Regions from separate parts of the Homo sapiens genome. Here region 1 is linked to region 2. A link is an interaction called in ENCODE POLR2A ChIA-PET data of the cell type or tissue named here. Cell type or tissue: IMR-90. All regions are shown on one strand. Links, peaks and the distances in the headings refer to the core of each region. The heading gives the core; the rest is flanking DNA.

The links. Peaks named below come from ENCODE experiments on the same cell type or tissue, not always from the same donor. Only the 100,000 strongest peaks of a DNase experiment are listed, where the experiment ranks them.
Region 1: POLR2A ChIA-PET joins it to region 2 with 13 read pairs; 2 of 35 experiments call an interaction of 5 or more read pairs at or near these places.

The regions. Positions count from the first base shown.
Region 1 is chr15:60,916,324-60,931,828 of GRCh38, forward strand. All of the region lies in intron 1 of RORA (RAR related orphan receptor A), which reads right to left. Among named protein-coding and RNA genes, the nearest start is that of RORA-AS4, 160 kb to the left of the region's middle. RefSeq lists an enhancer at 513-622. In IMR-90, for the core only: no CTCF peak of the experiment used is centred there; no DNase peak of the experiment used is centred there.
Region 2 is chr15:61,029,162-61,044,666 of GRCh38, forward strand. The region is part of intron 1 of RORA (RAR related orphan receptor A); the gene reads right to left. LOC107984805 (a long non-coding RNA gene) reads right to left here. Exons shown (of 3, transcript XR_007064660.1): 2 at 5,678-11,973. Among named protein-coding and RNA genes, the nearest start is that of RORA, 190 kb to the right of the region's middle. In IMR-90, for the core only: no CTCF peak of the experiment used is centred there; a DNase peak (open chromatin) is centred at 5,710; H3K27ac peaks cover 433 bases.

The DNA of each region.
Region 1 (15,505 bases), core at 3,672-11,671, 110 kb before region 2:
CACAATGCATTGGAAACAAGGGAAGAGACCCTGGTATTCTATGACAAACGTGCAGACAGTCTAAAACATCAGGACAACATTTTCTATGTGATTTAGCTGGTATTTCTGAGCTGGAATAATTAAACAGAGATCTATCCACTTGACTAAAAGAGGAAGCAGTCGATGAGGAAGTCAGTCCCTAGCTCCCTTTGCCCCGAAATATGCCAATTCTGAATATTTCGCATCAGCTTCCTCTTAATAAATAGCTTACCACTCATCCATCCCTCGAAAATATCATTAGAATTGCCTGGATATATATATATTTTTAAATACCAATGCCCAGGCCACATCACATTCAATTAAATCAGAAAAGGTGATAGGTGAGTATGACACTCAGGCATCAGGCATCAGTATTTTTTAAAGCCCCTCTTGACCCCCAGGTGATTCTGACATGCAGCTAAGTTTAAGGTCAAGTGTTAGAGATCAGGGTAGAAACTCAGGAGTTAACTGCACGGTGAGCCCTGATCTGTATCACACACTCAGGGCCTAATCAGAACATGCTGATGTTTCGCTTAGCATACATTGCTTATTGCAACTAGAATATTTCTCAACCAACATCCTTCTTAATAAAGTCTAATTTGGGCCAGTTCTACACTGTTAGTGTTGACAGGGAAATTCCCCATCGCACTGGTGATGGGAGGGGGTGGTGCTTTCAAATCAAGCCTTGAAGAAGTATCCGGCTTCCAGAGCCCAAAACCCTCAACAGAGGAGCTGCTTCAACAACTTCTGCATACTGCCACCTGGTGGGGCCTGGACCCAACTTCATCACAGCTCTTCAGCCTTGGGCACCTACCCGCCTCCCCAAACAGATGTAATTTAGGAAAATGTCATGCATTTTCAATCCAATTTACTGGTGCCTTCCACATTGATCAGACTTCCTTCTCCTTTTTCCTCCCATCTGGTTAATATAATTATTGCTTTTACGTGGCAAAGCCATTTTATGTAATAGCTTTGTTTGTTACTATGGTTACAAGTTTAGTAGCCCTTTGGAATATAAATCTATCATCCCTGAAAGTAGCTTTCTGTGTGTCAAGGTGCAGCCCTTATGTAAGGAGAGTAACAGCGTTAGTTTTCTGTCGTAAGGAAAGTGGCCTTTCTTGGTCTTATTTTTGAAAGTTCTACGAGCCTAGCCTAGACACTCCCGGGAAACTGCTGGGTGCTGTCCCACTTTTTCCCTCTGGAATTTTCCTAACTGACGAGGCATCCACGAGCAGCTCTATCTGGGAGAAAGTAGGGAAACGTCGGCCGAGGGGCAGCTGTGTTTGCTGGGCCAGAGCCCTCGCATTGCATAACTGGTGTTTTTCCTGGTCAGTGTACTCTTGGCTGATTTATTTACCAGTTAAAGGCAAGGGCTGAGAATATAATCTCTCAGGAGTTAAGTTTCTTTGCGTGTAATCCCTTTCCCTCACGCATCTGAAGCATCGGCCCTTATTTCCTGATGGAAGTGGAGTTATAATCTCCCTTTGGAAAGTGGTAAGAGTTCAGTGCTGGGTTCAATCTGCCACCCTCAAGTGACAAAGCGTGACAGCGTCTCTGCTATAGTGCTTCACACCCAACTGAATCAGACGCAGCCCTCTGAGCACAAAAGTGGGATGGCCTGTGAAGCTGGGCTTTCTTCCCATTCTCAGCCAGTAACAGCAAACCTTGGAGAGTTTATACCATGTGTCCCTGTACGTAACCTCATCTAATCCTTTCGACAACCCCAGGAGGTATGCATTGCCATCAAGTTGGCATCACTCCCATTTTACAGAGAAGGAATTTGAGGCTCAGAAGGATTAAGCACCATCCCCAAGTCATATAACTAGTGTGTGGGACTTAATGTCTTTGGAAAGTCCTGGTTGCTAACTTAACAGAGCCTCACTTTCCAGATTCAAGGAACCATGAGAAAACAAAGAGCAGGCAGTATCAATGCCTTCACTAAAGCCTTGATTAAGCCAAACTGAACAAACATCAACAATCTTCTTCCCTCTTCAGGAGAAAGTTACTGGTTTGGTAGGCCATTAGTGAATTTCCAGTGGCTACTAATTAACTAACCATGTCATTCATGTTTATTATCACAGAGCAGGTACGTATTTATTTACACCACTCACACGGCAGGATAATTTGCAGTTATATAATTTCATGGTAATTACGATTGGAATTGCCATGTAGAAACTGGGCACTTTGGAGATGCATGATTACCAACAACTAGCTACCTTGGAATTACCCATTAATGACATGATTAGTTGTGGCTTTGTAAGAAAATGTTGTTATGAAAGGGACTTTATCTTTTCATTCCCAATTGACAGAAAAGCAGGAACCTTGGAGATATCAGAAATATTTTTTTTCTTCTTCTGGCAGGTGAAGAATGTAGTTGTGCAGGTTTGTCCTGTTTCTGGGCATGTCTGGGGTGCCTTGGTGACAGGGAGGGAGCAGAAAGAGATGTGTGAGCTTGAGCAAAGGGTGCAGGCCCTGAGCTGTACCAGGCTAGTCTTCAGGTCTGTTGAGCCAGGGTACAGCCAGGAATTACCAACTTGTTAGGCAGAGAGTAAGGAAGCTCAGAAAGCCCGTGCTTGAGCTAAGGGGTACGAAACCCAGGAGACTGAATGACTGCCTGTCCTCTGCTCTGTGGGGACCAAGAGAATATAAGGAAGGCAGAAGCAGAGGAGGTGGTAGGTTCCATCTACTTATGATGCTACGAAAAGACATGCGGCTTATATAATATGCACTAGGCATGAACCACCCTGCCCCCAAATACAAAACTGGTCTCCAGACTGTATTTCTTGGCAACAGTGGCCTCCTTGGCTTTTCCTCCACATCCCCTTGAGTTGACTATCCTCTGAGGTTGCTCTTGCTATTGATTCTCACTGGATATCACTGGGCATGGGGAGGAGAAACCCACACAACGGGGTGCCTGGCATATGAAGAATAAGAGAAACTTTAGCTCTTAGAACTGCAGGAGACCCCTCGTTTAATAGAGGAGAAGCCCAGGGCCCAGCAGGGGTGAAGGAAGGTATGGTCCAATGTCACAAAGCAGATAAATGGCAGAGCCAGGCCTGGAGCCCACACAGGCCACCTCCGAGTGATTTTCCATAATGCAATTCCTTCATGAGGGAGGAGTTGTTGATGCCTCAAAATTGAGACTAGGCTACTATAGATAATACCTATATAGGGAGTGCCTCTGCATCCATTATAGAGGCTACTCTGGGATATTTAAATACATATTTTTTACCTGATTACGGCACCTATACAAAGACTCCTGTATCACATTCCTTTCACTGGTCAAGAGCAGGCAGACATTTGCACCTCCTGACCTGCAATGCCCCCCTACTAATAGATAATGAGAAATCTGAAGTCCACACTGATTCCCTTTTCCTCTAGCTGCTAGGAAGCTGAAAAATCCATCTTTTCCTTAGGTAGGAGTTTTCATTACGGTTTTCTTTTCCTCTCTTTTGCCTGATATCTGCTTTTGTTTTATATATTGTTTTGATCTTTTTGTACCTATGTTTTTAGTATAAAATTTCTGGATGCAGGTAGGGCTGTCAACTAATCAATAACAAATAAACAAATAATAATCTTCATGCTTGGTGTTCAACCATGCAGGAAATAAAATCTTATAGAACGTACAGAAGAGCCAGGAAGGATCACACACTCCACTGTGCTAACTGCATACGAAGGAGAAGGGGAAGAAGGCTCAGTTTTAGTGGAAAGGAATAGGAAAGAGAAGAGGCCTCTTCCTTTATCAGCTCCCTCACAGCTTCAGCAGCACTATCTCACCCCACTAACCAAACATCCAAAGGACTTGGAGGCAGAAAAGAAAGCTTCCGGAGACCTTGGAATTATGTATGCATCTATCTATGTATCTATCTATATATCTAAGTATCTATGTTTCTATCTACGAATCAGCCATTTTATCTTCCACCTCTATCATCTAAGTTAACCTTTCTCTAATATTTCTCTAAGGCTAATCTCATCATCTTTGTCTTAAAGAAGCAGACTCAGAATTAAGTAATGTTTTCAACGTCAAAGAATAAGTAGATCTGGGATTTGAACCTATGCCCATTTGTATGTGAAGCCCACATTTTTTCCTATCATATCACCCACATCCTCAGACCATGGCTGTCACCTGGAACTGTCAGTAGGCCACCCATTTTAGGTCTCTCTTAGGCCTAAAGTCACCAAGCTTTACCAGTACCCAAACTGGGTGCTAGGAACAACAGGCTGGGCACTAAGATATGACAGATGTGGATTACCACATACCCCAGGGAGAAGCCTACATACCATGGGTTCATAGTTAACAGCGAGCTATTACAATAGATATTGTTCATCCTCAAAGATGAAACTGTGATGAGACCATTGCTATAATATTGACAAATCTTCAGGTACACCAAATGTGAAGATGAATTTTATTGAAATCTTCATAACATTTTTCCATTTGCTGATAGTTTAAACAATTATGTTCATGTTTCTCTCTGTGAGATGACTTTTGGTGTCCTGAAATGACATGCTATTGTGTAAAACTACAGATGCAGGACACCTCAGTGGAGTTCTTTTCTTGCATTAAACTCACTTCAAGGAAGATTTATGAAGCCTTGAAGGTCTGGATTGGGCCTTGGGGCTCATGATCAACCCAGGACCAGAATATCAAGGCCTAAATTGCAGTCTTGGTTCTACCTCATAGCCTCCTAAGACCCTGTGTTATTCTCCAGTCTTATAGAACTAATCACATAAAGTGGTTAATTTCTTAACCTATTTGTAGAGACAAATGGGTGATAGAAAGAAAACTGGAGCTCCTGGTTCACATATGCCTACCCCATGCCCCTGCAATTCCACTGCCAGGATATATCCAACAGAAATCCATACTTATATCCACCTGAGGACATGTATAAGAATATTCACAGAGCCACTATTCATAAAAACCCCAAAATGGAAATACCACTAATTCCATCCCTAACAGAATGGATCAATCATGGCACATTTCTACCGTGGAACACTACATAGCAATGAAAAGGAAAGACCCATTGCAGGCATCAACATGGACAAATTCTATGCACAGAATGTTAGGCAGAAGAAGCCGTCCATAAAAGAGTACATAGCACATGATTCAATTTAAATGAGGTTCAAAATATATGCAAAAGTCATCTAAGGTGCTAGAAGTCAAGACAGTGGTTACCTCTGAGGAAGGGTAGTGACTGGCAAGGTCATGAGGTGGTTTTGGAGATGCTGATCCTATTCCATTTCTTTATGTGGGTATAGGCGATGTGTTCACCTACAAATTCATTGAGCTGCACAAATATGATCTGTGCACATTTCTTTGTATGTGTTATGCTCCAATACAATTAAAGAAAAAACAGGGTTCAATTCCCATCTCTGCCACTCACCATGTGGCTTTTGGAATTCACTTTACCTTTACGCTACATCTTCCTCATCTGCGAAACCAGCATAATACAGTTCACTAACAGGGCTGCTGTGAGGATCTAATAAGAAGCTGTGTATAAAACACCTAGCACTGAACCTCACACATGGTAGGTGCTCAATATATGGTCATTCATTTTTAAAATTTTAAAAATGTGATGGACAATATTGAATATACACAAAACTAAAGAGAATACTATAACAGACCCCCATGGACCCCGTCACTGAGCTTCAATAATTATCAGCCTATGGCCAATTTTGTTTTATCTGCATCTGTCTCCCCAACCGTTAAAAAATATATGCACAGTCTACAGATATATGCTTGTTTTTGCATATATACATCAGTTTGCATCTCTGAGAAATAACTCTTTTAGAAAACATAATTTAAAAAGATCAGTGGTTGTTGGGGCTTGGGGGAGGGAAGGGTGAATAGGTGGAGCACAGAGGATTTTGAGGGCAGTGAAACTGTTCTGTATAATACTATCATGGTAGATACATGTGTTTATAAATTTGTCCAAACCTGTAGAAGGCACAACACCAAGAGTGAACCCTAACATAAACTATGCAATTTGGGTGATAATGATGTTGGTTCATTGATTATAACAAATGTGCCACTCTGGTGGGGGATATTCATAGTGGGAGAGTGGGGGGAAGGGGTATGTGGAAGCTCTTTGTAATTTCTGTTCAATCTTTCTGTGAACCTCAAACTGCTCTAAAAATAAAGTCTCTTTAAGAAGATACTCACATCCATGATCATTAAAGACTACTGCTACTATCCTATTTCTTGTCCAGTTTTCCTAACTCATAAATATATTTTCACAACTGTTTTGCTCAAATCAAGATCCAAACAAGGTATACTTAGTATGCATTTCTTCATTCTTAATTAATTCAATGTCTTAACAAATCACAGAGTCAATAGATAGGAAAGCTGTTTATGACTTTGGCCACCAATCACATAATACTTTGTGAGGAGAGAAAAAAGGGTATTGTCATGAAGCTTCCTAAAAACACCCAGAGTTTCTGTCTGTAACACTCTTCTGAATTCTTTAGAACCATGGATGGTTGCTGTCACTGTCAAAACTACATCTAATACTATAAAGGAAAGACCCTTTAACACAAGACTGTGAATACAAATGGCAGAGCAGATACTATTGTCACACATATATGCAGAAGAGATTCTGTAAGGGGTATTTCCGGGAAGACAGACAAGGTGTGATATCTGGTGTCACTGTGTGTATGAAAGAAGCATTTTAAGATCCTCAAATAAACATACCGCCCAAATTAAGGTGAAAGTAAAGCAGACAGGACCCACTTTTTGCACTTTGTATCTTTTCTCTCTGCTCTTTCAGCACTGCCCAAAGAAGCTGTCGTTTTCATCTTGCACACAGGATGCCGTCCTCTGAAGTCTGAACAAAGGCCGGATCACATGCCTAAGCAGTATTTTACCTTGTGCTGATTCCTTAAAAAAACAGATTGTCTCCTGGATTGCATGCATCTAGAAGTTCTTACCACGTTTTATTAAACAACCAGCTAATGCTTCTGCTTCCTCTAAGGAGATCATGAGTCCCCCCACTCCCGAACAAAGGGCCTTCATTTTATTCATCTGTGTATTCCACATCCCAGCACAGCACCTGGCACATAGTGGGCCCTCAAACAAATGTATGTGGGATAAATGAACAGATGAGAGTGAAAAGAGGCTGTGACGAAAGCACTGGACGGGAAGCTGGAGACCTGAGGTCATCTAGGCCCCTGACACTCAGAGTCACTTGAGTCAAGGCACCAACTTCCGTGGGCTTCCGATGATTTCTAGGGTCTCTCCCAAGTCTTTTTAAAAAAGGCACATAATCCTAAAATGTGCTTACTTACTGCTTTGCTGTGTTGATCCACCTAGTGACTTATATCTAAAGACTAATTGCTAAACAAATTACTGAGGCCTTTCCGAACGCTCCACAGCAACAAAACTTTGTTTTTCCCGTTGCCCCATACCTTCTGTGTCATTTATGTTCCCACTACAGATCACAGTGGCAACAACCCCACCCAGAAGAGCCAGGAAAAAACCCTCCCCTCTAACTCACCATAGGGCTTGCCATGTGCTAGCTGTGGTTCTGCTAAGTTGTGCTGGAAGCTGGAGTGGGCAAGGGCTCAGAAGCCTTCTCTTTCCCCCTTAGTCCATGCCTGGCCCTGCTGTGGGCAGAGCTACGATGACTGACCATGATCATGTGTGAGCACGGGGCAGTGTGTTTTAAGGGGTGAGCACTGGCAGAGGTGGGTCCAGAAAGGGCCAGCCCACTGAAAACTTCCCAAGTGGGTGAAACTCACCTTGGCACTTGCTCTCCTCTCTCCTGCCCTCTATCCCATACCCCATGTGTAGCATTCCATTCAAGAAAAGAACTCTGACTTTCAGCTTGTTGACAACTTATCTCCTGAAGGTGTTAGCTGACAACTTTTCTGAGGCAGAAGATGTGACCAATATAGGTGCTGGGAGAACGGAAGGAAGGGGTTGAGTTACATTTATTCAGTACTTTTTCACTCATTTAAAACTAAGCACACAACTGAGAGGAGTACTCTTCTACTTTTAAGAAATGTTCTTATTGTATCACTGCCGCTAATATACGCTTATAGTCTAAAAATATAGAAACAGATTTGAACAAAGAAGAAAACTAAAGTTACACATACTATAGTCCTTTAAAATTTTAGAGCCTTCTAGATCTTTTCATATATTTATAAGTGAATATATTTCTTACGTGCCTGTAATCATACTTCTGCTCATCCGATTTAATGTAATTCTATTGTATCTGTAATGGAATAGAAATTCTTGTCCTTGGATAAGTCACTGGCCCTTTCTATCCTCAGATTCCTCATTAATCAGTAAAGCACGAATACACAGGAAAATTAAGTCGTGAAGCACTAAACCACAGGGCGGTGCGTGGAGGCAGCCAGGCCATGTGGTGGAAATACTGTGAACTATAACAACCATAGAGATATGAGGAGTGATTATTGATAGGACACATTACCATTTCCAAGGATTTAAAGGTAATCAGGCCAGGCACAGTGGCTCATGCCTGTAATCCCAGCACTTTGGGAGGCCGAGGTGGGAAGATCACTTGAGGTCAGGAGTTCGAGACCAGCCTGGCCAACGTGGTGAAACCCCATCTCTACTAAAAATACAAAAATTAGCTGTGCGTGGTGGCACATGCCTGTAGTTCCAGCTACTTGGGAGGCTGAAGCAAGAGAATCCCTTGAACCCAGGAGGCAGAGGTTGCAGTGAGCTGAGATTGGGTCACTGCATTCCAGCCTGGGTGACAGAGCAAGCTTCTGTCTCAAAAATAAATAAATTAATAAAATAAAATAAAATAAAATAAAATAAAATAAAATAAAATAAAATAAAGGTACTCTAACAATTGAGGAAGTGCCTCCTTATCACATCCTGACAGGCGGACCCTTGCTGCAGCCACAGGTGTAGACTGCTCTCTCAATGGCATTTTTTGAAAGTTGTCAGTTTCTTGGTGCTGGAACCTCTCCCAGCTCAGAAGTTGTCACCTTCAGACTATCTATCTTCTCTAAATGGGATTGGCTTCGAAGAGAATATTTGAAATGTCCCCATATTCAAACTGAAAGGAGACAGGCTGGACCAGTAAGACCAGCCAAGAGATGTTGAGTTACACATATTGTTTGGGGCCACAGAGCCCTACTCTGTTTCTCCTCCACCTGTCTGATCCCACAGTACTAACAATACATTGTCTGTAGGCCCAGTTGTAAAGACTCTCGCCCCTGTGGACTGGCTGTCCTCAGAGGGGAGTCAGGGAATCCCCAGCGGGGCTGTCATGGAGCTTTGGCCCAGCAGCCCCACAGCTCACTCAGAAATGCACTGCATGCCTGATACAGTGAATGATCATCAGACCGGCCATTGGCGGCTGAGCACTTTGCCTTTCTGGGCTTCCGTTTCTTCACTGGAAGCATGAGGGTGTGGAATCCAAGGACTATCAGAATTCCTTCCTGCCCAGATGCCACGAACCTGTACGTTTCTGTCCATTTTTGTGTTCTGCTGGTACTCAGGACAGTGCCTGTAATAATGCAGGTACTTTGAAGTATCTGTTGAAGGAATGGGTGATGAATAAATGGGTGGAAATTCTGTGCTTACGATGAGTGGAAACACAACGGTTGGTGGGAATTAAACTCTTAACACATCACATGGTGACCAAAAATGCTGAGGCCATATCTGGCCTGCATGGTCTGACATGATTGGAGGCACCCCTGAAGGTGGGAGGATAGAGTAGATTGAATGAGAACTGCTCTTGAACAACTAGGATACAAGGCTGCTATATGAGGGGCCAGAAAAGATTGCATCAGGGCCTGGAGATGGTAACATTCATGACAGGTATACATCTATGGTTTTGGAGGCATCTCCATATCTGCATTTCTTATAAGCTTGTGCATATAGTGACACACAGCTATTCGAAAGCCAAAAGTCCCTCAATCCAATGACATTTGGAACAGAACCTGGAGCATAACCTGGAAGGCACCTGCAGCAGAACCTGGAAGGCACCCTATCTGACCTGGCATCAGCTGACACCTGGCTGTCTACAGCTTTCCATAAGCCCTTGCCAAAGTCTCACACTCCCCAACAGGCCCATGGACTCAGCAGTACTTGGAGACCGAGTCACTGGGTAGATTATAGAGTTATCCCAGCCCCCATCTTGCTCAACCCCAACCTTGGGTGCATTGACTTCCCAGTGAAACAGAACATCGAATGACATTTTAAGCACAGTGGTACATCTTCTCAGAGAGGGTATTTGGCTATAATATGCTGCAAACTTTAAAATGTGCATATACTTTGCCTCTGCAGCTTCATTTCTAGGAGATCATTTGAGAAATGCACAAATATATATGCACATGGATGCTCCTTAGTCTCGTTTATAAGAGAAAAGCTGGGAACAAACTAAATGTCTATTACTACATATCAGCTGAATACATTATGATTTACTGATGAATGAAATATCCCGCATCATAAACATGACGCATAAAAATATCACAAAAGATGTCCACAAGCTACTATATCATTGACTAAATAAAACTGTCTATATGATGTAATTAATCCATGTATGTAAGTACATCCAGATAGACTGTACAGAGAGAGATGACTGGAAGGATCCTCATGGAAGTTTTAATTTACTACCTGGCTCTTGAGATTTGGGGTAAATTTTCCTCTGTGCTTCCTATTTTTCTTTACAGTTGGAACACTTCATGATAAGTGTGTTGTTGATATCAGGAAAAAATTATTATCATTTTGAAATAAAAAATAATTTTATTGGAAGCCTTGGAAGGGAAAAAGAGTGGAGATCTCTCCAAACAGTTGAAATGAATTTCTAAGCAGGTGCACGCTAGTCACACACATCCTTCCCACCTCTCTGACCAGATAGGAAGTGCTCAACACATGTGGACCAGTTCCCTACTAGCTGCCAGGTAACCAATACGTGAAGCAAAATGGGGATTCTACAAAGTGAGAGTCCTAAGGAAGCTCTATCCTATGCGATATGGAATGGAGGCAAAGGATGTGTCCTACTGTCATCTGTAATGTTCACTTCCCAGGACCCAGCCATATACTTGGCAGTAAGTAGCTGATGAACATTCCAACCATTATTAAATAACACTTCTTTCAATTTCGAATATAGTCTTTGCAGCTTCCTCTTCCTTCCTACTTCTAACTACAGGGGAACATAAAAACCTGAAAACCGTCTGACTGTGGTGGCTCATGCCTGTAGTCCCAGCACTTTGGGAGGTAGAGGTGGGTGGATCACTTGAGGTCAGGAGTTCAAGTCCAGCCTAGCCAACATGGTGAAACCCCATCTCTACTAAAAATACAAAAAATTAGCTGGGTGTGGTGGTGCACATCTGTAATCCCAGCTACTGGGAAGGCTGAGGCATGAGAATCACTTGAACCTGAGAGGTGGAGGTTGCAATGAGCCAAGATCACACCACTGCACTCCAGCCTGGGTGACAGAGGAAGACTCTGTCTCAAAACAAACAAACAAACAAACAAAAAACACTGAAAAACCTAATCCCTGCAGAATGCAAGCGTCAGATTTTGAGACCATTCAGTCCGATGTTCTCATTTTATAGAGCAGGATACTCATTCTGGAGAAAATAATTCAAGTTGGCTATTGACAGTGTCTGGATTAGAACCACAGTCTTCCAGCCCTGTTTTCTCCTCACCTTCCTCACAGCCATGCCCTTGTTTGGGGCCCGTGCTTTCTCTTGTTTGGACTACTGCAACAGTCATCAAGCAAGATTTTCCTCCCATCCTCCCATCTTCTCCAGGTCACATTCCCTGGCACTAGAGAATCTCTCTGGAACACTGAACTGCCCTGCCCATATCTTTTCCCTGAATAAATCCCTTTAAATGTTCCTCATAGACTCCAGGACAAAATTCAGACTCCCCTGCATCTCACATGAGCCTTTTGCAACATATTCATGGACCACAGTGGCACCCTGAAGAAATAATCTTTCACACACAACAGCTGGAAATACTTCATGTTCCTTTATTGTCAAGTAAATGAGGGTTTCTTCCAAGGGACTATCCTGTAACTACTTAATTTAAGGATTAACTAAAACAGGAAGTGCTAATCAGCTCCTGAAAACACAACCAACATTCTAGGCGGGAAGCTCGTGGAAGCCAACAACAAAAGCATTCGCGCTCAGTATGCCTGCCTTCCCCTTGGAACCTAATACATGGTAGGACCTCAGTAAACACTACTTGCCAAATGAATAGACTAAGTAATAATCAGAAGTGGAGAGGTTAAACTAATACAATGGGCAGTGAAAAGAAAAGCTGTTTTTCGTTTTCTTATACCCCTTAGAACTGAAAAAGACTCTGAGTTTGTCCAATTCGACTCCCTCATTTCACAAGGAAGGCATCTGAAGCTCAGAGAGACAAAGTGACCGCCCTAAAGTCCCACAGCATGTTCATGGGAGAGTTAGGACTGTGCTGGGAGCTTCTGATGGTTTCCACTGTGCCATGCTGACTCTCCAGGCAAGTCTAAAGTAATGCTGGCAATAATGCACAGAGCTCTAGGCACAGGCTCCTCTGGAAGGTGCCAGACAGCATACAGGCTGGGGCACCAGGTGTACAGCTAATCATCCCCAGAGAGGTTTACCTGAGCTTCCAAAGGGTTTTTTTCTTTTCTTTCTTTCTTCTTCTTCTTTTTTTAATCTTGAATTGTTTGGTGAAGAGTGTCTCAAGCCAAGGAGCAGACACACTTGTGTGCCCCGCTCCCACTCTTCCCTCCTTTGTTCTTTTCTTTGAGCTGGGTCCATTGGAGGAGCATTGTATGGTGCCCCTGCTGGGTCTACAAGGCCCCTTTTTGGTTCAATTAATGAGCCATAAATAACCCAATGAAGGTGTCAACAAAGAGGGTAATTTATCATACCTTGTCAAGACGGCAAGCTTTGTGAGGCAAGCGCTCATTCACAGTCTGGTGCAACATGTTAAGATTTATTCCTGGCCAGGTCCCTCCTCCTCCAGCCCTCCCTCCCCCTATCAAAATTTATCTTTCACAGGAATCCTCACAGGTGTGCTGCTTTGACAAATAAGCTATGAAGTCTGGTATTCATCACTGGCTGGTCTTTGTTGAGAGGAAGGCAGCGGGAAATAAATTTATGTTAGAGGGAAGGTACTTGTGATTCAAACACACTCAAGGGGAGCAACGAGGTTATTTCCATCCTCCTGGTTCTGCAAAAGGCGAGAAGGAGATAATGCTAGGACAGCCACTTTCTTCAGTTTTTACTACTTGATGGAAGAACAGCCAGGACTTTACTGAGATGCGCACTTAGCTGTCAGTCTGGAGGCTCCAGTCGCATTCTCTTGAAAATGTTTGGTTGGGAAATCTTACAGTGGAGTAGAAAGTGCTACAAGACATCTGATATGCCCAGAATCGCCATATCAGGAGGTTTTCCCGCTTCGCTCTTCAACTTCTGGCTTCCCTTGGAGTGCTCATCCTGAAGTGTGAGTTTGCATAATAGCCATCTGGGAGTGCTTGCTAAAATACTGATTCCCAGGCCTCCCCTCCAGCCCCCAGAGATACGGACCTGGGAAGTCTAGGGAGGAGCCCAGGAATGTGTATTTTGACAAGCTCGCCTCTGTTCTTGCCTTCAGACGCATATGGTTTATGGAGCACATTTTGGATCAACACGTGCTGCTTAGAGTCTCTGGTGCATGCCTCTGAACTTTCTGCAATGATGGAAATGCTCTCTATTTGTGTTACTTAATACTGCAGCCACTAGTCTCTTGTGGCTGTTGGGCCCTTGAAATTTGGCTAGTGTGAGAGAGGAATGGAATTTCTTAATAGTATTTAATTTTAATTTATTGAAATTTATATAGCCATGTGGCTAGCGGCTACCATTTTAGATGGTAGAGCTCTAGCCCATCATTCTGCATAGTAGATACAGACGAAAAAGCTCAACATAAGACCTGATATGCCAGTCTCCTCCTACTCTACCCTATTTTCCAGCTAAGAAATACTCCAAGTCCCTGGAGTGTGCCCTATTTAGTCATTTCTAAACAGGAAGAGGGAGGAGCATATCCTCCCACCTCCATTCTCAAGGTCTATATAAGCCGAGAGACAGAAAGATCCAATTTCTTAAGTGCCTTCCATGTGGGACGGTGGGAGGCATCTTTGAGAATTACATATGGTCTCCCAATACAGGGAGGGAAGACAAATATACAAGTGACCCAACACCAGGTGGCCCACTATGAAGCTGTAGAAAACACCTATAGATGCAAAGTGCCAGGAGTCCTCAGCCTCCCCTAGCAGATGTGAACACTTCCGGACACCAGCCATTCCCTTCCCACTTTGGAATTAATGCAACAGCCTTGTAGCTCATTATGCCCAATTCACTGAAGGAAGTTAGACTTCTGAATTCCTTCCTTGAAGTGTCCAAGGTAGGTTTCCCACTGTCTGCCCTGTTGAGATGGGACCCACCTCTGTGGTTACACTTTGTATGTGGTGACTGTCATCACCTGCTCATCTGCTCACCTGTAGACTTTGAGGTCCGTGAGCAGAGATTCCCAATCATTTATCTCTGAGCCAAGAGACCGACCCTGGTGGGGCAAAACCAGTATGTTCTAAAATGAAATGGCCTCACATCTGCCTATATGAGGCCTCTTACGTCTTGCTTAAGGATAAAAGTGGCCCTTGAAAAACAGAAAGTGGTCTGTTCTCTGAGGGTAAAAGGGTGTAGGTGTTCCCTTTCTACAGTGTTATGAGAGGGACTTACCCCTTAAATGTGTATTTTAAATGGCAGGGGGAAGAGGGGGAAGACCACATGGAAGAGTGACTGGTCCAGGGTCTGGGGAAGAACTCCCTGTCTGTGAGAAAATTCCACCTGGGAAAGAGAAGGTGAGTCTGCCTAGAGCAGCAGATAGGCTCCAGGTCCATAAGTGGGGCCAGGCAGGCTTACAGGAGTAGGAGGCACGGAGGCACATTGGGAGGTAGGCTGTTCACTGCCCAGAGGCACAAAGCCCCTGTCCCAGAAGTGAAGGGCAGCCTACAGGCCTCCACTGGATGCCCTGCCACCCACGAACAGCCCCTCCCTGCCCAAGCACTCTTCCTTACTCACTCCTCTGGCTCCATGGGGAAGCAGAATCCCAACTCATAGCTGCAGGAGGAATAGCTGAAGAGAGAAGAGGCCTGGCTTCAGCTTCCAGAGCTAAGCCCTGCCAATCTCCCAGACTCCTGCAGTCTTTCAAGTCTCCGACATTTGATTACTCCTTTCTTCTCATGAAGTGTCCTTATTTTGCCTCTAGAAAACAGGCACTGGTATCAAGAGTTGCATGGCTGATGCCAAGACTTAATGCTCCAGAGTGTCTTGCACAGGGCCAAAGCTGCCTCTTCTGGCACACACAGAGTTCTACAGAAGGGCCCCCTTATAGGCCACCAGCCACTGTGAGGACCTCATAAGCAAATGTAAGGGCAGGAAGAGATGGGACATGGTCTGGCAAAAACCTCAGCCTTCTCCCTAAGCTCTTCTGCCTTATGAGGCTGATAGCTCAGACTCAAAACAGTTGGCTGAGTTC
Region 2 (15,505 bases), core at 2,635-10,634:
TAAACACCAACCCGAACCAGATGGTCTGTGAATTATATCCCAATAAATCTATGTGAAAATACTGCAAGCCTAGGGAAATGACAAGCTGAGGAGCAAAGCTCCTGTGTGTGGTTGGAGGACACATGACGAGCACCATTGGAAAGACAGAAAAAAAAGGCCAGGGAGGATCAGGCCTGAGATGAGACTGAGGAGGGAAGCAGGAGCAAATCCACACAGGGCCCTGCCAGCCATGTTGATGTTCTGTTTATCCTAAATGCAATGGGTGGCACTGGAGGGCTTTAAGCAGGAAAGAGGTGGAGGGAAGAGGAAAGGACACAATGGAATTTACATTGTGAAAAGATCATTCTGGCTAAAGTAAGGAGTACAGACGGGAGGGAGTTGGAAAGCTTATGTGTAGGCCAGTTGAGAGGCTGCAAAAGTCCAAGGCAAAGGTGGAGGTAGCATGGATGGGCCGAAGTGAAGAGATTAGAAAGATGTGTAAGATGTTAAATCAACAGGACAGGGTGACAGACTGGATCTGAGGGTAAAGAAGGGGAAAGAATTCTTGTTTTCATGTTTTATAACAAGATGGATAGTGGTGGCACCCATGGGAGACAGGACACTGTAAGAGGCCCAAGATGTCAGAGGGAGACAATGAGTCTGGTTTTAGACATGGAGATCAAAGCCTTTGGTATCCAAAAAGGGCCACGAGGAAGACAGTGGGTGCAATGATTCCAGAGCTCACTGGAGAGGCCTGGGCTTGAGATGGGGATCTGTGGCTCACCTAAAGAGAGACAAGTGGAGGCATAAGTACGCATGATCCTGCCCCAGTGAGATGACAGGAAGGCTTGAGACTGAGCTCTGAGGAGCCCTGACACTTCATAGCCTGAAACTGCATAATTGGAATCTCATCATAAGACAAACCCAAAGTGATGGTCATTCCATGAAGTAACTGACCTAGAGTCATCATCTGTGTCAAGGTTATGGAAGTCAAGGAAACGCTAAGGAAGTGTTCACATTAAAGGAAACTAAAGAGACCTGACAACTAGATGTAATAGGTGATTCTGAACTAGTACCTTTGGCTATAAAGGACCTGATTGAGACAATGGGTGAAACTTGAACGGGGTCAAAGGATTTGAAGGTTATAATGTATCAGTGCTAATTTGCTGATATTGATGGTTGTATTATGTATATGCAGGAGAATATCCTTGTATACAGGGATTACACACTAAAGTATTCCAGGTATTGGGGCATGAGGTTGGCAACTTATTCTCAGATGATTGAGAAGAAAATTAAGTTTATCTGTACTAGTCTTGTTACTTTTCTGTAAGCCAGTGGGCATGACCCATGTGAGAGGTAGAGTGGGTTTTAGAAGAGAAGGAATAATCCATGGTGCACAGGTCCTGAGAAGGAAGAGTTGAAGCACAGGAAGTTTGAGAAGAAATTTAAAACAGTTGTCATGTTGTGTGAGAAAATGAGTCAATCAGAGAATTAGAAGATTGCCAAGCATATTTGGGGCCCATAACAGGATGGTGATTATGAACAAAACAATGCCGTGACTTTTAAGCACATTCGAGAACTGAAAAAAATGTAGCATCTAAAACAGATTTTTAAGGTTGCGTGTATATCCAACTTACTAAGCAAGTTTATTTCTAATAAAAGATAAGCTATACTTTATAGTATCTCTTCCCCATTAATTTTGAGAAAAACGCAAATGATTGTGAAGGATATTAGAAAAATATAGTTTAAAACTCACAAAACTATGAAAGTCAGTTTATGTATATGTATATGTGTGTATAAAAAATATGCATATGCACACATACACATGTATATTTCATTTTAATTAAAAAACCCAGGTTATTTAAAATATCATTATTCAAGTACTTCAAGACCAAAACAGTTGACATCAGTAACTGTTTAACTGAACTAAACTGAATTTATTTACAAATTGTCACTCTCTTGACAAGATTTGAGCAGTAGAAAGGGGTAAGAGAAACAACGGCATAAAAATATCAAATCCAAAAGTATTATTAGCTAGCTGAAACTCAATTATGATATAAAGAAAAATTCCTTTTGAATACCAAATTTTGTGAAACAATGGGATACTTATGAAAGTGTAATTTATATTTATTTTCTTTTCAGATCTCTAGGTGAAGGATGCCTTTATTTCACACGTCTTCATCTGGGATCTATAATGCTCAAAAGAGATTATGCCTCCAGTTTATTTATTTGCATTATTTCTTTTCTATTATATACCAAGTGGTAACACTCTTGGTCTGGTTTTCCTGAGATGCATATTTGAACCAGGACTTGACTTAGCTCAGCAAGCAACTAACTTCCTGGGATATTGTTGCTGAAGTTTTGTACTATGTGGTTGTGTGTATGTTCTAGACATACATGTATGAAGTAGTTAAAGTTCTTCTTGGCAAATTGGTGGTTGGGGGAGGATAAGGGTTACAACTATATCTACTGACTTTTAGAGGTATGCCAGATGTACTGTTCAGTGGAAAAAAATATGCATGGTATGATGCTATTTCCACACCAAAAAGAGAGGAACTCCCTATAAATGTGTATCCATGCATATGTACATCTGTATTAGCAAAGAGAAAGACGTGGAAGGATAAATCTGCTATTACTTGTTCCACGACGATGGGCAAATGGAGAGGATGACAGAAGAACCACAGGAATGGTTAGAGACTCTTCTTATGCAAAAGACTATATATAGAAGTTCATGTGTACTATGTAAAACTGTTCATAATTTTGTTTTCATTATCACTTACTTCTCTTCTGAAGAGTTGGAAGATATATGTTCCTCCTACCTAATCTGCCAAGGATGGTCATTTTATCGCTGATTACCTGATAGGGTTTGTCTCAAAATAGTGTCTTTTTGTGTCACAAGGGAAGTACACTGTGAAAGGGACTTATTGCACGTAAGCATGTATGTCAAATTCAGCACATGCTCTACCCATGAAGAACACTTCAGTTAATTGACTGGCTAGCAAAATTACATGCAGAGTACTTGAAATTACGTAGGATTCCAAAGAAAACCCTTCCAAGTAGCTTACATCACATTTTACCAGTTGTGGTTACCATTTGTACAGATCCCTTAGAAAGCTATAAAATGTGACCCAAATGTAATTTAAAGCCAGAAGTGTTGAACTGAAGAAGAATGGTATATCTCCCCCAATACACAAATCAAGTAGAATCCTGCAAATAGTGCCCTTCTGGGCATGAGACTGAGTCATATGAAATTTGGCTAAACTCACAACCTTGAAAGTGAATTAGAGAAGAGAAAAAATTAAAAGTTGGTTTTCAAACTATAAGCCACTAAGAGGTAAAAATCAAGAACTTCTATATTTGATCAACGGAGTAGACCAAAATTGCCCACTTCACCTTTTCACATGACAATCATATGGAGTGTAATCACACACCCAGGTTGGACCAAGGGTGGATATTAGAAACATTTTACATTCACAACTAAAGTCATTTTGAAAACAATGAAAAGAGGCCAAAGTTAAGTCTAACAAATGCTTAAGAGTTTTCTAACACAGCCCAGACATCTACCTATTCCTGCCCTGGCTTCAGCAAGAATTATCTTCATACAAGATCATAAACTAGGAAACTAGTTTTCATTTATGGGTCAAAGAGCAGTACAGGGGATCCTTCTGCATAAGGCCACAGCAGCAATTTGGAACAATAATAAAATAAGGAATCCTTTCTTATTACCTATGTCTATATAAATATTACATGCGTATACATTTATATTATGATAATAGCTATAATTTATTGACTGCCTACTATGTGTCAGGCACTTTGCCAGGTGCTTTAAATACTTTATGATACTTACTCCTCAAACAACTCTGCGAGGTAGGCATTGCCTTTCCTGTTTTACAGAGCGGGGAACAGATTCAGATCTGCAATTTGCTCCAAGTCACCCAGCTGTTCAAACCAAAGGCTATCAGATTATAAAAGTCCACGCTCTCTTGGCTATACCCCAAGGAGTTTGTGCATGTTGATCACTGAGCTTGGAACAAATTTAGGCTCCAGTCTATGGCTACAAAACAAACAGGAGAGGCAAAGCGGGTCTTCCATGAGGCAAGAGCTGCCTCAGGCAATCAGGGGAGAGTGCTGCTGAGTTTTCCTTTAGTCCAAATGTTCCCTCTGTTCTCAGATTGTTCAGAGAGGACTAATTCTCCCCAACAATGCTTCCAGTTCAGTCCTCACTTGCAAGCAAAACTCAAGAGCCCCAAATTTATAGCTTTATTCTGAAAAAAAAAACAAAAACCAGTTTTGCTCTCAGTGGGACCCTTCAAATTTGTTAAGACCTCCTGCCATTTTCTTTCTCCAAATCCATCACCAACCAAGTGAGAGACAGAGGGTGATTCATTCTTTATCTCCAAATTGACCTAGATAGTAGCTCCATATAAATAAGACACTCAAGCCTACAGATTTTATTAACTTAATAGTGGTTCTTATTCAAGTATTATTTACTTGCTATGGTGTCCAATTTGGTCGCCACCAACCCACATGGCTTTTGCACATATGAAATGTGGCCAGTCTGAATTGAGATGTGCTGTAAAGTGCATACATACACCAGATTTTCCAGATTTAGTATGAAAACAGGGATGTAAAATATCTTATCAACAAGCCAGGCATGGTGGTGCATGCCTATAGTCCCGACTACTTGGGAGATTGAGGTGGGAAGATTCCTTGAGCCCAGAACTTTGAGACCAGCTGGGCAACATAGTGAGACCATGTCTCAAAAAAAAAAATCTTATTAACTATTATTTTATATTGGTTACATGTTGAAACCAAAATATTTTGGATATGTTACGTTAAATAAGCTGCATTATCAAACTTAATTTCACCTATTTATTTTTATTCATTTTAAGGTAGTTACTAGGAAATTTAAAATTACATATGCCACTTCCATTATAGTTCAATTGGACAGTCCTGGTCTAGAATGAAGGCTTGCCAAAGCTATTTAAAGACTGTTAAAGTTCTGTATCATACACAGGCTCTTTTTGTTTCAGTTTAATCCTAGAAGGAAGAAATGTGTTGAAATTGCAGCTATATAAAATCCTTGATGGACTGAAACTAAGGGGGAAAAAGAGGAAGCAGGTGGGTTTGAAAGAAGGAAAAAAGGAGTATCTAGCATTTTCTTTTAAAAATGTCATTCTTGATTTATTTGGTGGCACAAAGTGATTTTCTTACGTTTCTCAGACTGCTTGAGTCAGTCTATATAGAGGCTATTCCTGGATCTTAGTTGAAAGCTGTTGCCTTTCTAATTGTTTAACTGATCACTTCTGAACGACAATTACAGTTCATTGTTATTCCCTGTTAAAAAACCATTGACATCCATCCAAAAGTTATAGCTTACAGGTCAGGGAATATTTATGTGATATTTATAGTCTGTGAAGAAAACCCTGGGGAACTGCCAGTAGGGAGGATTATTTACCAATTTCTTTTTCTTCAAGTTTGAATTTATTTGAGATTTATATCCAAAAGACATTTTGTAATCCTGTGTAACTCTGATGTGTGACTATAATTGTGCATGTTGGTCAAGTTCAAGGAAAAAAAAAATCTTTTTTCTTTTTAATAGTGGGGGCTGGGAACCCTGGTTGATTCCACTAAAAACATCACAGACCAAAAAAAAAAAAAAAAAAAAAAATCCACTCAAGGAAGTAGTGTTACATACTTGAAGAATTTTCTGAAGTTAGCCAAGAAAAATAAGCTACGATCAAGGAGGAAAAGCTGGAGTTTCAGTTTTCTGGAGATTGTACTTCCTGGTAACATAAAAACAAAAGTTAAATTCAGAAAAATTCAACTATGAAGTTAGCATCACATAAAAAACAATGGAAAATATTTAACTATGCGCATATGTTTGTACACAAACAGAAATAGATATAAACAGACCTTAATTAGCATTGTAGACTTTAATTATCTTTGTACAGTAATTGGGAATGGTTTTGTTCTGATTTATTCCATAATGCTTACTGTGTTCTGTTAACAACTCATTTTTTTCCCCTTCCAGCCCATAATAGAAGGCTTTTACTGCATACTTTATTACATCTGCTTCTCATTTAATGACCATTGTTCTGGTCTGTCAGAGCGAGTGGCTATACAACTTCCCAAATCTGCAAGATTAAGCAAATATTTTGACAATGTCTAGTTTCTTTTTTCCTTTTTTTCAAAACATACCAGATAAAAATAAAAAGATTTTTACTTACCCACACAACGTTAGGAGAGTTTTTAATCTAACGACAATAAAGAACTAAGCGGCAGCAAAATGTACTTCATGTGGCAAAATACATCAAGCAATTTTCTGTCCCATTTCACTTAAAAAGTCCTAAGAATCTGGTCTGAATCACACAGCTGGGGTTAATGGGAGCACTCCTGGACTGCAGGGAGGTTGTGGGCCCCTGGGCAAACCACGTGGAGACCTTCAAGCTTCTAGAATGAGACAGAGGCCTTCTGCTCATTTTGGAGGGCCCCGGCAGGTAAGCTGAATGATAGGTGTCTGAATCACTCACTATGAAATGTCATTTTTAAAAATGGTCATGCTACATACAAAATTGCAATACCACTGATGGCATAAGGACCAGGGTCATAACTCTCCCCAAAGAAGGTGGATACAAATACACAAACAGAAGCATTTCTAAGCAACTGGGCAGAGAGATACAGAGAAAAGAGGATACAGCGAAAAATCTATTAACCCATAGGCATTCATTAATTCTACAAATGATCTAATGGTGGGAAGCAGAAAATACACAAATAAACCAACAAAAGCATGACATGGACATAAATGCTAAGAGGGAATGGTATGTGGAAGATGCTGCAGTCAGTGGAATGAGGGAAAGGGGTTAAGAACAGATGAGCTTTCAAGAGACAGTCTATGCCTTTCAGAGTAGTTTAGGAAAAAAGTTACCGAAAGATAACTAGGAACAGAAAACAAGGTGACAGAAAGGACCGCATTAACCCCAGAAGCATAAGCCTCTTAAAACTTTCTGGTGGGGAGCCTCTCCTTGGAGGCAGCAACCAGGGAAAATTCCCGCAAGGAGGTCCTACGGGAGCAGCCAGAATTCTACTAGAAAGACAGGAAAGACATGACAGGGATGGGTCTGTAGGAGAGCATCGGCAAAGATAGCAAGAGGATGCAATCCTCTTTAGAGGAAGTAGAGGTTTGCCTTGTTGCTATTAGATTGCTTCACATCTCCATTGGTTTGCGTTTACTATAGGGCGGAAAGCACAAAGCAGGATATGTATGTGCTTCAGGAAGCTTAAGTGCAAGGCAATGGGGTTCATTTGTGAGCTACTGGCAAACCATTTGTATTTGGGGTGGGCGTCCCGTGCAGCACGCCTCTGGAACAGTCCCTTCACTGTTAACACCACTGACTGGGCCCTTAATTGGAGCAGGTCTGCGCGTTTTAATAAACATCTTTGATGAGTTCTCTGGACTGTTCCATTAAACACTCATTCTACCAAAAATGCCTGGTAATTCTCTCTAAAAATGTTTTCATGTTACCGCTTCCAGGTCTTTCTAAAGTTAGGCAGTACAAAGAAACAAAAATCCAAAAGACTTGACTTTAATTTAGAAGTCTCAAAGAGAGTGTTCACCCTAGAGCAGAGATTTCTAAAGTTGTAGTATTGGACTCGCTTGCCTCCACCCCCACCCCTGCCCTTCTCCCAAAACAAGAAAACAAAGCAGCATCAAAGCTTGAGGTACAGAACAGAATAAAACATGTTGGTGCAGATTTGCTGGCCTCGGTGAAAACAACCTGAATCAGTAGGTCTTGGGGTATCTTCACTTTTAACAAACACTACAGGGGATTTTGATGCAGTCAGTTCAGGAATTAAATTTTGAAACACACTTTTGTCAGGCGGCAACAGGGTAGATAGCTTAAGAATGGGGTAGGAAGCTAGACTATAGGAATTCAAATCCTAGCTCCTCTACTTCCTAGCTGTGTGACCTTAGGAAATAAACACTCTGTGCTTCAGTCTCCTTATCTTCAAAATGGGATAATGGGAGCAATGTGTAAGAATTGAAAAATATGTAAAGTACTTAGTACTGTGCCAGACATGTCGTAAGTGCATGAAAAATGTTAGCCACTATTAACAGTGGATTCATCCCAAAGTGATTTCAGCTAATGAGCCAAATTTGGGTAGAGGAAGTACGCTGAAGCAGATTCCAACCAAACCAATGAATGAATACAGCTAAGCATAAAATAGAATCCTTATTAGGTATCCTCCCACCATCATTTCAGTACGGTCAGCACCAGTCTATAAGCTGTACAGACATCCTATACAATATCAATCTCCTGTAGCACAATATATCCTAACAATCCTCTTGGGCACAGACGCAGCCACAGGGCAGGAGACAAAGCAACAGAACCAGCAAGCACGCACTCTGCTGCCTCACTTCATGGGAATCCCATTCAACACCAGTCTAGGAAGAGATGACCTTGGAATGCAGATCCAGTTAATTCAATTCAATGAGCATTTATTGAACCCTTGTGATGTATCAGAGATTCACCTAGATGCTGAGGATAATACAAAGAGCAACAAGAAAATCACCCTGTCCTCAAGGAGGTCATAATCTAGTGGGAAAAAGAGATACAAGTAATTGTAAGGCAAGGTGGCCTGAGATGAATGCTATAATAGAAGATGGAAGAAGGCCATGCGAACACAGAGTAAGTAGTAATTAACTCTGATGGGGGCAGTCAGGAAAGGCTTTCCTGAAGAGCAGACATAGCATGCCATTGTGAGAGATCAATAAGGCAAGCCTATGAAATTGTTTAATGACTTTATCATTCATGGAAACAACCCAGAAAAAGCCTGAGGGACCATCTCTGTCTCTGCATTAACATGGGTGTGTTTAAGATTTGATTAAATGTTTGTTGTTTCTGTAACATCGCATTTAAAAAAAAACCAAGTATGAACATTCGTCTATTATTCTGATCTTCTTCAAAGAGAGAAAGAGTCCTAGAAATACTTTTCTTTTTTCCAAAGCAAACCCTCTGCATTAATAGCAAAAGAAGAATGGCAAGTTATCGAACGTATTATGAACTAGTTAGCCAAAGCGCAAGTCTGGGAAGGCCCACATTTGTTTTATGTAGCAATGAGACAAAATATGAGAGTTTTTTTCTTCTTATATATGGTTGCCTCTTTCTACTTGACTATAATCATTAATAATTTCTTTGGACCAGCAGAGGAAACAGGTATTGATCACAATAAAACATTGCATCCACAAACACTTGCTATAGCAGGTTATGGTCTCCATGGAAACCCTCCAATAGAACCAATCTGAATTCAATTTCAGAAGTAATGAGAACAGATAATTTTACACTCAATCAATCACTGTCAGCTGCCGTTATCAGCCAATCAGTCATTATGTCAGTCAGTCACACTCTCAACAAACTTCTTCTGTGGCATGGTCAGATGAGAATGTTTTGACATCCAGAAGCAACACGAGAAAATTGGCTCATCTTTCCTGGCAAGATGCCAAAGACACAGCACTGCATTGTGTTTGCTAAGGCAATAAACAGTCCAATCAAAATACACTGTGGTAGCGGAAGATTCTAGGCAGCAATTTCAATAATTGTTATGATACTGATGGCAGAGACGTACTTTCGACCCAAAAGTCATACAGTTTAATCCTCTCATTTAAACATGAAGAAACAGAGCACCAGAGAAGTTCAAGTATCTGCCCAAAGCTGCACAGCTAACTGGTGGAAAGCCCACGACTAAAACATGAGCATTCTCCCCTTCCAGTGCTCATCCAGGATGCCTTGCTGCTGCTCTTCACTGCCTTCCTTTTTGAGGCAAGAGGGTAAAGGGATATTTGAAGATTAGGTTCTAATTCTAAACAGAGAGCCCCAAGCCTGTGGGAGACTCACGGGATATTTGTGAGGCTTGTGCTTTGGAGCCAACTCAAACCTCTTGCTGTTTGGGGTTAGCTCGTCCTTGGCCAAGTACAACTTCTGGTTTCTAAGGAGGAACAAAAGATTTTGAAACACTACAGGGCAACCAAATCACTGTTACAAAATGACATTTTCGATAAGTTTAGTGCAGGACTATCAAGAACACATGGACTGAATTCCCTAAAAATGCTTGGGAGAGGGAGGTAAAATTTGAGGGGAAAAATCTGGCAAAATACAGTTGGGCTCTTGTCAACCTCAAATGTTAGAAATGTTGGCATTTGGGAATTGTGAAGAATCTGAAAGGTGTCTGGTTTCTTTCTTTTTTCTTTTTACTGCATTATTGCTTTGTCCATTTCTCAGAGACAGTTCTCTGAGGCTGAGGTTCACATTCTTCCTTGGTAAAACAGATGGTTGGGAGGCCGAGGCAGGCAGATCACGAGGTCATGAGTTCGAGGCAGGCAGATCACGAGGTCAGGAGTTCGAGACCAGCCTGACCAACATGGTGAAACCTGTCTCTACTAAGAAAATACAAAAATTAGCTGGGTGTGGTGGTGCACACCTGTAATCCCAGCTACTCAGGAAGCTGAGGCAGGCGAATCACTTGAACCTGGGAGGTGGACGTTACAGTGAGCCAAGATTGCACCACTGTACTCCAGCCTGGGCGACAGAGTGAGACTCTGTCTCAAAAAAAAAAAAAAAAAAATAGATGGACCAGCTTGATAGTTTGCAAACTTCAATGTGCATGGGAACTTACCAAATCTGTTAAAAATGCAAATCCCCAGATCCCACCTCCAGACATTTTCATTCAGCAGGTGAGGCTGGGCCCAGGAATCTGCCTTTTTAACAAAGGACCCAGGTAATTCTGATGCACTTTCTTTGCCAATCAGTGTTAGAAAACATTGGTTAACTAATGCTATTTGGTAAAGAATTTGGGCCATTTTGTTGATGGTAGTTTTCCAATTACATTCCTCCCCAAACATTCCAACTTCGTAAATTGTGTGTATCACCCATATTACAAGAACATAATTCTAATGGCTATGATCACAAGCTTTGATATATATATATATATATATATATATATATATATATATATATATATATATAAAATATATGAAATATACATTATAGTGCCACTTTCTATTAGCTGTAAGTAGGCTTTATCTTAAATAGGTAGGTGGTATATGGGACACTAATACATCCCATCAGAATTTGTCTAAGGCAAATGAGGTGAAAAAGCAAAGCAAGAATATGGGTTCAGGCTTGAGCTAAAACTAGTAATTGCAAAAAGAACAGTTTGGAAGCTTTCACATGAAATGCTTGCTTCATTTCTCTAGTCTGCTTGCCTGACCTCAGCTCACGATACCTATTTTATCTTCTCGCAAAACATTGATATAAAGCTTTTTGCCTGTTTCTACATGTAATACTGATCTTTTCCCTCCATTTCCTTCCGGGCTTTATTTTTTTTTCTTTTTCTGATGCATTTCAGGACATTTGATGAGTCTTGGAGTGTGTTTAAATGATGACAAGCATGTGATGTGTACACTAGGTAGACCGTACACCCTATGAGGACAAATACAGTTCTTTTTTTGCCATTTCATCCCCTGAACGTGTCACAGTACCTGGCACAAAGCACTTAAAAATATTCATCGAATAAATAAAATGAATGAAAGGATGGATGGATGGATTACAGACAAGTAAAAACTCATCCATCTGGAGGCTGAATGAATGCAGATACTTCAAAAGATCTATACTTTATAGTCATAATCAATAATCACTCATTTTTTCAAAGGTTGTTTTTATTGATAAAACTCTTGGTTAGGTGTTGTTGACCCCACAGAAACCAAAAGCAACTATAGTATTTTGTAATTATGCCTTCCTTTGTAAAACCAGCTATCATATAGATTTTTCTTTGCCAGGCTTATTTCATTGTTGTTTTGACTGAAATGGAAATATTACTGGAAGCTAAAATAACTCATAGACATTGGGTGAACCATAGGGGAGACAGTCAGGAATGGGGAGATGGAAAAAAAACCCAAAACTCACCAGTGCAATCAGCAACAGATCCTCCAGAAGCCTGTAAAAATTAAGACAACTTTTAAAACTCTCTTTGCCTGTCATCACTACACACATCCCAGGCTCACAGTCTTTCTGCATCATGCAGATGACAGAGGTAACCCTTAGGAAGCTTAACTTATCTCACTGGTAGGTTTCACAGCCTCATGCCAGTGACGTCACAGAAAACAACTTTAAATCTTCCATGAAACAAGCAAACTGGAGGAGAGATGAATTCAATGAGCTATCAGAGGTGCTTTCCATCCTATTAGAAAAAAGGAGGAAAGCAGGAAGGAAGGCAGTAAGAAAAGGAGGAGAAATTAACATTTGTCGAGCATCCATTGACAACCAGGCGCCACACTAAACTCTTCATATTTTATCTCATTTGAAGCTTATTATATTTCCAGGGGGTGGAAATTCATTGGTTCATTTTATTTTATTCATTTATTTACTTTATTTATTTTAGAGACAGCTCTCACTTTGTCATCCAGGCTGGAGTGCACTGGCACAATCATAGCTCACTGCAGCCTCGAACTCCTGGGCTTAAGGGATCTTCCTGCCTCACATTCCCAAAGTGCTGGAATTACAGGCGCGAGCCACCATGCCCAGCTAGTATGTTCATTTTATAGATGAGGGAAATAGGGCTCAGAGAGGTTCATCCCCATGCCCCAACAGCTAATGAACAATAAAGCTGGGACTAAAGTAATAGCAAATATTTACTAAGGACTTAACGTCAGTCAGTTTCATGTGTGTTAACTATTAATTCATTGAATCCTCCTTTTAATCTTATGAGGTAGGTACCTCTATGCCCTTTTCAGAGGTCACAGAACAAACACAGAGAGGTTAAATAACTTGCCCAAGGAGTCACAGCTGATACATAGCAGAGCTGGGGCTGGAACCTGCGTGATCAGCATCAGACCCTCGTCTCTTAACTACCACACTCAGCCATTCTCTACAATAGCGTCTAGGTTGGCCTTTTTCCAAAGGCTAAATCCTTTCCGGAATACAACTTTGATTTTATGTTTCTAGAGAAAACAAAAAAGGCATACCTCAACAATAGCCTATTAGACTTTTCCAAGCATGACAAATCATGTGTATTTGTTATATATACAGATAGGCTATGTGGTCTTAATTAAGGTGACCATATAATTTATTGTCCAAACCATGAAAGAAGGTGCTATCAATAATTATCCAGGGACAACAGTGGTAACCTGGAACTGTTCCAAGATGGCAAGGGTGCCTGGTCACCCTAGTCCTAATGAATAAATACACACACACACACATACACACAAACACACAAACACACAATTAGATATCGTTACTTTCAGACACATTCTGATACTACCCGCTGGAGTACGGATGTGTAGTTAAATGCTTTCTAACACTGTGTGAGCCCACCCTCCTCCCACCTCAAGAGCTGCTAGCCCTTTCTTTACCTAATGCATTTCTTTTAACTTGTTTTCTCACAAAAGACTGTACGTAATTGGTCAGCCATGAGAGATTAATTTGTGCTTAGCTGGCTGAGCGGACACAAGATAACTCAATAGCGGATGATGCCAGTGCATGAACCAGCAGCTTCTCTCGATAAGCCTTCCTACCTACTCGGGACCTCGTCCCTCCATAGCCTGCTTCTTTGGGAATTGCCAGCCAAGTCCTTTACTTTATTTACCTCATTTTTGCCTGCCTGGAGAAATTCAAACTTGCAGTTTTTAAGTTTCTTCATGGGCCATTTTTCTTACGGAAATAGAAACAGTAGCAAAGACACCCAGACTCTCCCCTTCTAAAGCAATGCATCAAAGAGTGCACTGGGGTATGTGGATAGCAGAGAAACTGAGCAAGGGCAAGTTTATGCATATCCTTCATCCTGCTCACATTGTTTATAACTGCAGTCAGACACAGACAGCAGGCTGAGAGTGATGGACATGGCGATGACAATGGCGATGATGGTGATGGGAAGACTTCTAAGAACTTAAAAAGCGTTTTACACAGATGATCTCATCTAATGCTATCTCAGCCCTAGGTGGTGGGTGCAATTATCATTCCCATTTTAGAGATGGAAAAACAGATATTTACAGAGGGCAAACATTCTGCCCCACGTCCAATCTAGGTAACTTAACCTCAGAGCTAACACTCTAACCCACAGGGCCTGGACATTCAAATGCACAAGTCAACCACAGATGACAGAGTACAGGACAAATTGGACTGGAGAGATCCATGCCTCCCAACTCCTCATCTCACAGATGAGAACTCCAGTTCAGTCCTTTTGCCTCCTCCAGAAAATACTTACCTGTCAAGAACTTTGTAAAAATGAAATGAGAGAAGGTTAAAAACATAACCAAGAAGTGCTACATAAATGTTTTCTACTGTCACTAGACCAGCCCTTAAACGCTATTTCAGAATGTATTACTCTAATAGAGTAATTTTTAAATACCTGGACATCAGAGCTAATTGGACATCAGACATTGGAGCTAATTCCACCTAACCATAGAAATGCACTGTGGCCTGGGTTTATGCCTGTCATACAGTTCCCTCCCACGGCAGGTACATTTGCCACATCCCAATACACTGCCAGTAAAGATAAAGTACCTTCTAATATACTTATAAAAGCACAGAGTGCAGGGGCTAGGGACTATAGAAGAAGGCAGGAGGCAAGGAAGCAAAGGGTTTTATTTTTTTTTAATGTCCCCAACTCCTCTAACCTGGTCCCTTTGCTTTGTTTGGCTGGTACGACAGGTGGTGACTCTTAAGCACTGTGTAGCCTGCTCTTGTGTCCAGATTATCCCAAGCAGTCTGAAACTTCAAGAGAATTTGCAGTAATGCACAAGTCAGGATTTGGTTCCCAGAGCAAAGCTGTGCTCAAAGGATTGGACATCAGAAACAAACCTAAAAAGAGCCACAAACACGGACCCCAGGCTCCTCCCACCCCCTCCCTAACTCACCTGTAGGGTTTAAAGAGATTCCATTTTAATGAAGCAGGATGGGCATAACACTTGGGAAGGAAAGGAAATCTGGCCTACCCCAAAGCAATTAGCTTCCTCTGCTAGGAAGAGACTGTGCTTGTGTCCTGAGGTTTTTATTTCATTTTTCCTCAAGGGGATGGGAAGTTCGCTGGTCTAAGATTCATGCCTTTCAGACTGCTCCTCAAGTGAGGAGGCCACGTGGCCCTGTAACCCAAATGCCAGGCCCTTGGTATCACCTTCTGCTCCTCTCAGAGACACCTTGATGTCACCTTCCGCTCCTCTCAGAGTCACTCTGCCGAGTCGCCCTGTGATGAGGACATTATCTGGACCTGTGCTAATACAGTGGCTACCAGCCACCTGTGGCCACCGAGCACTTGAACCTGGCCAGTCCCAACTGAAATGTGCTGTCAGTGCAAAATCCACACCTGAGTTGGAAGTGAATAAAAATATCTCAATTTTTTTACATGAATTACACATTAAAATTGTACTATTTTGGATATATTGAGTTAAAAAATGTATCTCCAAAATTAATTCCACCTTTTTCTTTTCAATTCTTAAAAAACATGGTCACACAAATATTTAACACTGTGTCTG